Regions from separate parts of the Homo sapiens genome. Here region 2 is linked to region 1. A link is a contact called in ENCODE Hi-C or POLR2A ChIA-PET data. All regions are on one chromosome and are shown on one strand. The core of a region is the stretch at or near the end of the contact, and the rest is flanking DNA. Distances in the headings are between cores, read along the strand shown. Region 1 overlaps ME3 (malic enzyme 3). Region 2 overlaps PRSS23-AS1 (PRSS23 antisense RNA 1).

Region 1 (4,734 bases), core at 1,371-3,870:
GCCTACTTTAGCTCTTGAAATATCCTGAACACCTGGAGAAAAATAACCCAGAGCCTCCTTTAGCCTCGGAGTTGCTATTTAGTTGTGGGAGTTGCAGGATCAGCTGGCATGAGTGCTCACAGAGTCACAGATGCTTAGGTCACAAGGCTCCTCACAGCTCCAAAGGGGGCAAAGGATAGCACACTGCTGCCACCCCTTATTCCATGCTCAGGGCAGACATTGCTAATCAACCATGATGCTCATCCCTGTTGAACCCAGAGAGGTTCAGAGTCCTAAGCAATCAGAGCTGGCACAAGGAATGAAACCTTTTACCCTCCTTGCCATTCTTACCAACAATATCCTAGTCTAGTCCTAAAATTTGTTGAGCACTTTGACTTGCAGTTATCCATAGGACACAGTTCAGAAAACCATGGTGAGTCATATTCTCTTCTCTTTGGGAAATCTCAATCATTCCCTTGATATTAATACTATCTATGGGTTGGCAACTCCCAACTTTATGTTTCTGCACCAGAACTCTTCTTGAGCTCCAGACTTACACAGACACTTAGAGGCTAAGAAAGTGTAGAGTCTCAGGTTATCTAAACTTCAATAGATACATACGAAATGTTTTTGACTATGTAGCTCTCTGAGAGGAGGACTGTTTATTTCTCTGTGTATTGCTCACTATGCCTGGCTCAGTGTCTGGTGTACAGCAGGTACTAGGTAGACATGCTCATTGATTTTATATACCATTCCCCTGCTTATCTGTGTAACTGAGTTATTCTTTTCTCACGCCTTCCTATAGTGAGGGCTGCCCCATTCCTCATCCTACCCAGGCTAGATAGGGTGTGGCAGTCTCTGACATTGGTGGCCCCCAATGCACCATACCTCCTAGTATTTATTTCCTTGTATAACCTCCTCCCTTGGAATCTAGTATGGACCTATGATTTGCTTCAACCAGTATAATGTGGTGGAAGTTAGACTGTTCCAGTTCCAGGTCTCATCCTTAAGAAGGCCTGGCAGCTTCCACTCTTGTGTTCTTAGGAGCCCTAGACTATCATGTAAAACGTTCAGCTATCCTGTGAAGAGAAGAGGCCATGTGAAGAAGGAGAGACCCTAAGACTCAATGGAAAAACAGAGGAGCCCAACCTTTCCAGTGTCCCAGCTGAGCCCGCTCCCAGCTAGTTAGCCAGCTGAAAGCAGCCATATGTGTGACCATTGGCAAGACCAGGAGAAGAATCACTCCAGCTGAGTCAGTTCAGCTTCCAAGAATCAAGAGCAAATAAAATGTTAAGCCAGTAAGATTTAGGATGGTTTTTTAACACAGCAAAAGAAACAGATGTGTTCCTTGACACCACAGATCAAGAGGCAAGTGAACAGTCTTGGAATCTTATCTCCTTGTTTTTAGCTTTAACTTTGGTGCTCTGCTCTGCACAAAGGCCCGACAAGTAACAATTCCTTTGATCCCTGTAAATCTGATCAGGGCACAGTAGAGACATCTAGTCATTTTGACAGTACGTATATTTGAACAGAAACCTTTAGGGTAGCCGTCCAAATGTAAAGGTAGAAACAAGTGGGATGAGTAGCAGAGGAGAGATGGAATGGGAGGAGTCCCATTTAGGTTGAAGTGACACAGAGAATGAATGCTGGAGCAAGCGGGGTTGGCTCTGGAAGGACAGGGGCTCACATCAAGTGTGGAAGGTAACATTAAGGAGTGGGCCTGTGGTAACTGGCTCCAGATATCAGAGAGGCCAAGGGCTGTCTGAATTTCTCTGAAAACTAGAAGTTTCTACAAAGAGCACTAATAGAGAAATTGTGATTTCCAATATGGTGTGTATCTCAGGGATTACGTGTGTGTGTGTGATTATGGTGAGGGGAAAGAGAGAGAGAGAATGAATGAATGAATGCACAGAGACAACAAAATGGAGAGACTAAAAAAAAAATTTTCCTAGAGCTAAAAAGTAGATGACTTTTTAAAAAGGTTTATTTATTATTTCCCTTCTTTAACACTCTCATCTAAGCAGCTTAAGAATCCCTGTATTTAGGGTTTGGGAACTAGGGAAGAAGCGGGTGATTTCCTTTCCTGGCCTGCCTAAAGGCCAAAGCTGCTGCTGACATCAAGTTTCTGTCCAGCCCAGGCCAATTATCAGACAGAGTTAGGGCTCCAGGTGCAAACTCAGAACACAGTCAACTCCCATCCTTGCTACTGTAAGTAACAGAAATGAAAAATGTGAATGGAAACCATCAGGGAAAACTCGTGACAGCAGGAGGTGGTGCCCGGGTACAATGCACCCATCCACTGCATGACAGGGAAAGAGCGGGAAGAGTGGGGCAATCAGTCCTTGCCATCAGTCTTTGTCTCAGCTTTGAGAAGGACACTCCCAGCTGTCTGTTGCTGTGGTTCACAGACTAAATGGAGATTCCTTCTGTCCTGGCAGGTTCTCCTCAGTGGCCAAGCTCCACGGCAGGAACTGAGCCATAGTAAGTTTATTTCAGGCCAAAAAATCTTAACATACATCCCCATTAGTGGGTAGGGGTAGGAAGGTGGAGCTTTTTATTAGCAGGATGTTTGGACAGAGATGAGGATGTTGAAAGCAGGAGTCAACATTTCCCAAGGTTCTTTCTTAAAATACATTGTGTTTGACTTTGGAACTCCTGACTCACCCCCAGGCTGGGCATTCTGTCTTGGAGCTACTGTATTCCCAAGAGTGCTTGGGGAGACCAGCTCATTCCCCACCTACAGTATCCACAGAAACATCTGCTATAGCTTATTAGAAAGTCAAAACAACCAACCATCAATCCATCATGTTTTCTGTTTAATGACACATTCCTGTTGGCTGACGCATGCCCCTCCCCAAGGATCCCGCCCCCCGCTCCCGGACTGCCTGTGTGTGTGTGTCTGTAAAACTGTGAACTGATTTTGAGGATAGTTTGAACAGCTTCTTACATCCTAGTTTATTTAACCTTCTCACACGAATAGCAATACTTTTCTGTGGGGAATCACAGAATGATTACTGACTCATTAGATAAGCAGTGAGCCCTGGAAACAGGAAGCAAAAAGTGGGCTTTCAAAGCCAATTTCATTCCCTTCTCTTTTCATCCACAGGTGACACAGCATTGTAGAAAGAGTCTGTACTTGGAGTCAGTAGTCCTGGGTTCAGCTTGTAGTCCTGACAGGTACTGTGTGACCTGAGATAGCTAACTTGGCCTCTCTGAGTCTCAGTTTTCTCTTGCATAAAATGGGAATAATAATACCTATCCGGTTGGCTACAGAGGATTTTTTTAAGAGGTTAGAATAGAATACTGGGGTGGGAAGGCAGCTTAAAGAACATCTGATGCTTGAATTCCTTCCTATAATATCACCACAAATAAGCCATGCAACCTATCCTTGAACTCTTTCTGTGACAGGGAACTCATTCCCACAGACAGTCCAGTGCAATGTGAGACAGCCCTGATTTATTTTGAGCTGAAAAGTGCTTCCTTTAGCATTCCACCAATTGGTTCTTTTCCATGTAGATACATACAAACAAGTCCAATTCTCTTCTGAAAGAAGAGCTTTTAGAATCTGGAGGTACTAGCACGTCCCTGACATAGACAGAGCAGTCTCTGAGTCTTCTCTCTACCAGGCTCAGCTTTTGGTTCTCTTCACTATCGTAGTTATTGCACTCCAAAGGCACTTTAGGTAATTTTTAACCCTCAATGTAGCTTCTCTAGCACTGGATGTGGTATTCAGGATTTCTGAAATGGAGATAATGAATTGTGACATTCACCTCCCTTGTCCTAGATGCTATGCCTCTATTAATGCAGCTGACCCTTGAATTTGCTTTATTTAGTGGCCATATCCCAATAGCAGCCCTTCCTCCATAATCTTAGCTGCAAACATCTAACTTTCTGATCACCACCTCCTTTCTTTCCAGCTTATTCCACGTACTATCCAACTCAACAGTTTCTAAACCTCACCAGGACTTACTATCCATTGATCACCCTTTCACTGTCCCTTGTCCCTCCCCTTTACCACGTCCTCCCATTCTCTCCCCTTTTACCCAGCCTAGAGCTCATGATACAATTATAATCATTCCCTTGAATAGACTCTCAACTCCTTGCTCTTTCCCGTTTTCTCTTGCCTGGCAAAATCCCCAACCCTGATTACACCCTGCTCTCTTCGTCTTCCTGCCCTTGGACCCAGACAGTTGAACCTGGCTTGAGGAAGCAAGAAACAGGTTAACTAGCTTAAGTTAAATTCATAAACAGTAACCCCAAGGGGGCCCAGAGAGCTGCCCAGTGATCATGATCCAGCTTCCCAGTCTGGACATTCTCCCACTCTCCTAGATAACTAGGTCCCACTTCCTCTATCCTTAAACCTCCCCATCCTCACTCTATGCTGATGTCCTTGTCTTCAAGCAGATGGGACTCCCCCTCGCTCCCACCACCACATCTACCCACCTGCCCCATCAGTGCCCAGTACTCTGCCTTCCCTTTCTCCCTGTGGATGATTTTCTGTGCTCCAAGACTAAGCTCTTCAGGTGTGCACTGGATCCTTTTTCCTGCTTGCTTACTCAAGGACTTTTTCCCCCCATCCTACAGTCCATCATTCATTTTGTCTTTTGACAGGATCATTTCCACCTTATATAACCACAATATTATTTTGCTCTCATCTTAAAAAACAAAACACAACACCAACAAAACTCTTTTCTTATCTCCAGATAAGGAAACCCAGAAAAGTTTAGTAACCTGCCCAAGGTCACATATCTGAAA
Region 2 (4,734 bases), core at 914-3,413, 430 kb after region 1:
CCGTACAGCTTAGCCCAGCACCGAGGCTCAGTTCATGTCCATTGAATAAAATGACAAAGTTGTTTTAAGTGGCTTTTTAAATGTGCCATCCAATGTTTGCAATTAAATTTGTGGAGCCGGGCGCGGTCGCTCACGCCTGTAATCCCAGCACTTTGGGAGGCCAAGGCGGGCAGATCACGTGAGGTCAGGAGTTCAAGACCAGCCTGACCAACATGGCAAAACCCCATCTCTACTAAAAATACAAAATGACCCAGGCGTGGTGGCACAAGCCTGTAATCCCAGCTACTCGGGAGACTGAGGTAGGAGAATCGCTTGAACCCGGGAGACGGAGGGTGCAGTGAGCTGAGATTGTGCCATTGCACTCCAGCCTGGGCGACAGAGTGAGACTCCGTCTCAATCAATCAATGAATTTGTGATCGTGGGCCTCTGGTGTAATATTTCTGGGGAAAAAAATTAAGGCAAACATAGGGAAATGTTAAGATCTGATAAGTCTGTATGGTAGACACATGAATGGATCTAACTAATATCCATATTAATCACTGATTTTCAGTTTCCTTGTCCACAAAATAATATCTACTTCATTGAGACTTTTGTGTCTTGAACAAGAAGTGTTAGGTCAAGTGCTTAGCACATTTGTGTCCTAACTCTTTTCTTGCAGCAAGAGGAATGAAAGGTAGCTCTCATTACTTGATTTTTTAATTCTAATGCTTAAAATCGGACTATCTGATTTGTAGGATCTGACCACAGTCATCCTGGCTATCATCCCACAGTGGCTGTGTCCCATAGTGACATAGATATTTCAATGGAGAAAAGATTGGACCACATTAGGGCAGATGATTGATCTCAGCCAATATCTCACCCAGTATTGGAAGCCTTCCACAGTAATGTATGAAAGTATAATTGATTGCCTATTCATTTACCAAACACCACATGCTGGGCATTGCACCAAGCACAGGAAATTAATAGATGCGAAGACCTAATTCCCTGGCCACAAAAAATTCACTGTGTAGTAGCAGAGACAGAGGCAGAAACAAATTATTTCAATAGAATTCAGTATATGCTAGATTATTAGCCCAAAGGAAGAAGTAAAACATTTACCCACACTTAGCAATCACATTTAGCTATTTCATTTTTAGTAATGAGGCCTATAGCTCTCACATACCTTTGAATTTTAGAAAATGTTAAGACGACTCTTTTTGCTGAAAATAAAAAGATATCACCTTCACAAAGGATGAGCTCATTTACGTAGGAAATAAAATAAAGCTATTGTGTCAGTATATACAGAAATGAATGTAAATGCAGAGATGAAGCTTGGGCAGGGAACACACCATTGCCAAAGTGCTTATTGGGAGAGAGGAGAAGGTAATAGGAGGGTGGTGAGAAGGTTGTTCCCTTGTTTCCCATATATTTCTGTATTATTTGAAGATTTTAAATCAAAGATGTATTCATATATTGTTTATGTTATAATTGCATTATTGTCTATGTACAGAAAGAAAGAAAGAAGTCTTCTCCCAGATATCCACATCTGCTTCAGATCTTTGTTCAAATGTCACTTTCTGAATATCCTATTTTTAAATTGCCACCTCACCACCATTAAAATCCCCATCCCCTTCTCTGTCTTCATAGCATTTACCACAATCTGACATCCTATATATTTTACTTTTTTACAAAATATTATTGTCTGTCTCTCCCAGACAATTAGAATGTAGGCTCTGTGAGAGCTGAGATTAGTGTGTGCCAGCTTTACAGCTGTAAACCCAGGGCCGAGGACATATACCAGGTGTTCCACAGGCCAACAGCCTGAATGTATACAGCATTATGCTAACAGCAGTTATTTCTGAATGGAGAGACTACAGATGTCTTTTATTTTCTTCATTCTGCTACTTGGTATCTGAATTTTTGTAATGAGCGCATATTAATTATATTACCTAAGAAAACAACAAAGCTCTTTGAATTTATTATTATTTTAATAACCTGGGAACTAAGAAAGAGGCTCCAGTAGAAGCCACCATGGAAGGAGTAAGGGCCTAGTGGGAGTCAGGCCAAAGAGCATAGGCGAAATCTCCTGAGATACTTGGTGGAGTAAAGTTAGTTGGAATTAAAAAACCAACTAACTTATGACTCCTCCACTGCCTCGCAGTTTCCAGACATCCGCAAAAATGCCTGGTGCACGGGTCACTGTTTCACAAAGGGTCTTCTGCCTCATAGCTTCCCATCCCCAAGCAGCGGGGCCCAGAAATTTGCCCACATCCTTCCATCCAGCAAATGTTTTTATCTGGGTCCTACTTAGGTTTCAGCCAATTCTTTGCTGAGCAACTTGGCTTCCTGTTTTCCTTGGGAACCAGACTCTTTTTAAGTTGGAGCCATAAAAAGAATGAAATCCTTTACCTGATACTTTTCTATTCGGGTATTCAAGCCTGCCACAGACGGAGGCCCTGTGGGCCACTCTCTCGTTGTGGGCACTGGCATCTTAGCCCAGCACTTTGAATAAGGCACATGTGAGAGTGAATGCTGCGCTTTTTTCATTCTTTTCTTCTCTCTCTCTTGTTTTTTTTCTGTTCTATTTCTAATTGAAAGCCATTGTCTTGAGTGAATGATTGTAGAGAAGGCTTACTCCTCATCTCAAAATGCCATCTCATAGGAGCAATGGGAGAAAGTGGTCCTGCCAGTCTGAAAGTTAAGAGACTTGGTTTCTCATAATTGTTCTGCCATTAAGTTGTTACGTGATCTTAGTCAAATCATGTTACCTCCCCGGGCCTCCGTTTCTTCATCTGCAAAATAAAGTTCTTTGCAGTGTTTCTCAAGTCCCTGCCCAAATCAGTGTTTGTTTAACTGAGGATGAACAGTGACACCTTGTGGTTCTCCTTGAGCCATGTCTTTGTTTTTTCTAGCCCAAGTTTAAGGGAGCCAAGGGTATCTTTGCCTGTTCCCCTGCCTGGCCCACCTACCCTAGCAGCTTCACTTAGCATGGCTCTAACCTGGTCTCCCCCTAGATTCAGAAAAGTGCATCCACCCTTTGTTCACCAGCTGCTTCCCAGCCTCAACTTGGCCAATGTTGCTAAAATCAAACTACAAGTAGACTGCAGACGCCAGCGTGAAGGCCTGTGCTTCTGTGGTGAGGTCTGCGGTTTGGTGTGAATGTGAGGGTATCAGCCCCAGGTGTTTTTTAGGGCTGCTAGTGCAGTCCCAGAGAGGGACCTGGGCAACAGCTCAAGGAGCAAGACTGAAGATTTTACTGTTTTCCAGCACTCCTACGAATTTGTAAAATTATCAGATTCCAAATTGTTCTATGCCATAGTTTTTCCATTCATAAAATAAGAAAAATCTGCCATAGCACTGCCTTCAAACTCAGTTAGTCTATTCATTCATTTACTTATTTGTTCTTCAAATATTTAATAAGCATCTTCCTGGTGCCAAGTTCTGAGCACCTACCTGTGCCAGTAGTCCGAACTTGAGAAGACACAGTCTCTACTTTTCAAGACCCTGTTCTTGTCTAATGAAGAAGAGAGAAGGAGGAAAAACTTCCATTGCCATGCAATAAGGTAAGCTTATGGCAGATAATGTGTACACATAATGGCATGGAAGCCTGGGGACAAACATCATACTAGGCCTGGGAAGAATGTTTGACAGAGAACAGGACACTTAAATACGGACGTTTACAGAATGGAGTTTGCCAGAGGAGACTCTTCAGGAAGAGAGAACAGAGTGGGAATAGGTACATAAACATGATCTATCTAGATGCCCTACCGTAAAATCAAAACACAAAACCCTACTGACTCAATTCCCTCCCCTTCCAGATATTACCCCATTTCTCTACTTCCCATTGTAGCCAAACTTTCCAAAAATTCATGTTCTGTCTTCATTTCCTCATGTTCAACCCACCCTGTCTTAGCTACCACCCCTCAGTAACGACCTAGCCTGGGTAGAAACAAATGTCAGCATGATACCATACTCAATGATCCTTCGTCACTGTTGTCATTGTCATCATTCCATGGCCTTACTTTCCCTCTCAGCGCCATTTGCTACAGTAAGAAACTTTCTTTCTTGAATTCTTGTTTCTCTTGGCTTCCATGACACCCACTCTCCTATTCATGCTCCAGGTTCACTGTCTGCTCCTTCCTGGTCTCCCTGTTCAGCTCCTCCTACTCCGTTCAACATTAAATGTCAATATTCTTTTCTTCTTTCTATCTAGGAAATCTCATTCATTCCCATGGTTTTAAATGTCATGTACCAGCTCCTAAATTTTGTATATCCAAACCTGACCTCTGAAATCCAGTCTTAGCAACTAGTGAGGTCTCAGCTTAAATATTACCTGAAGGTTGTGTGATCTTCCCTGACATTTGTCTTCTTATCTGCTTCTCGCTAGATTGAGAGCCCCACGCAGGCAGATTCATCCTTACTTTCTTCAAACTTGCATGTTTAATGATTAGAACAGTTCCCAGGATACTCAAAAATTATTTGTTAACTAATTTCTGAATGAAATATAAGTAAATATAAGTATTTAAAATAGAATAAATCTGTGATTTTGATTGTTTTTAAGAAATTATTCACTCAATCCAGTTCAAGTTCAGCCAGGCAAGCCTCACAAAGGAGCATATGCTTAATGTTTCAGGATGTGATCTAATTTTTAATTGTTTCTTGATACAAAGTATCACCTTTTTCTAGTGACTGTTTCTCCTCCTCCATCATCTACTCTTGCCCAGTGGGAGATTTCCCAGTGAAATCCCACCGATG

Evidence for each region. A loop is a pair of places that touch in the nucleus more often than their neighbours do. ChIA-PET counts read pairs that join two places held with the same protein, here RNA polymerase II (POLR2A). Pooled maps may share reads with other maps.
Region 2: a loop to region 1 is called in a map of endothelial cell of umbilical vein, with 10 times the contacts of the local background. The contact joins two enhancer-like sites. A Hi-C loop is called at or near these places in 2 of 168 maps with a recorded cell type or tissue (PC-9 and endothelial cell of umbilical vein) and 2 of 50 pooled maps. POLR2A ChIA-PET finds 5 or more read pairs at or near these places in 2 of 52 experiments (WTC11 and endothelial cell of umbilical vein).

Annotation. Positions count from the first base shown.
Region 1 is chr11:86,481,676-86,486,409 of GRCh38, forward strand. All of the region lies in intron 7 of ME3 (malic enzyme 3), which reads right to left. Among named protein-coding and RNA genes, the nearest start is that of CCDC81, 110 kb to the left of the region's middle. RefSeq lists an enhancer at 2,692-2,986. Within about 2 kb of position 2,621, at least 12 of the 41 ENCODE cell types and tissues checked have a DNase peak (open chromatin) inside an H3K27ac peak, as active enhancers do; they include endothelial cell of umbilical vein, where a contact is called at or near this core.
Region 2 is chr11:86,916,924-86,921,657 of GRCh38, forward strand. It overlaps PRSS23-AS1 (PRSS23 antisense RNA 1), which reads right to left. Exons shown (of 4, transcript NR_187135.1): 2 at 4,313-4,734. It also overlaps a transcript of PRSS23 not described here. Among named protein-coding and RNA genes, the nearest start is that of PRSS23-AS1, 19 kb to the right of the region's middle. Within about 2 kb of position 2,164, at least 4 of the 41 ENCODE cell types and tissues checked have a DNase peak (open chromatin) inside an H3K27ac peak, as active enhancers do; they include endothelial cell of umbilical vein, where a contact is called at or near this core.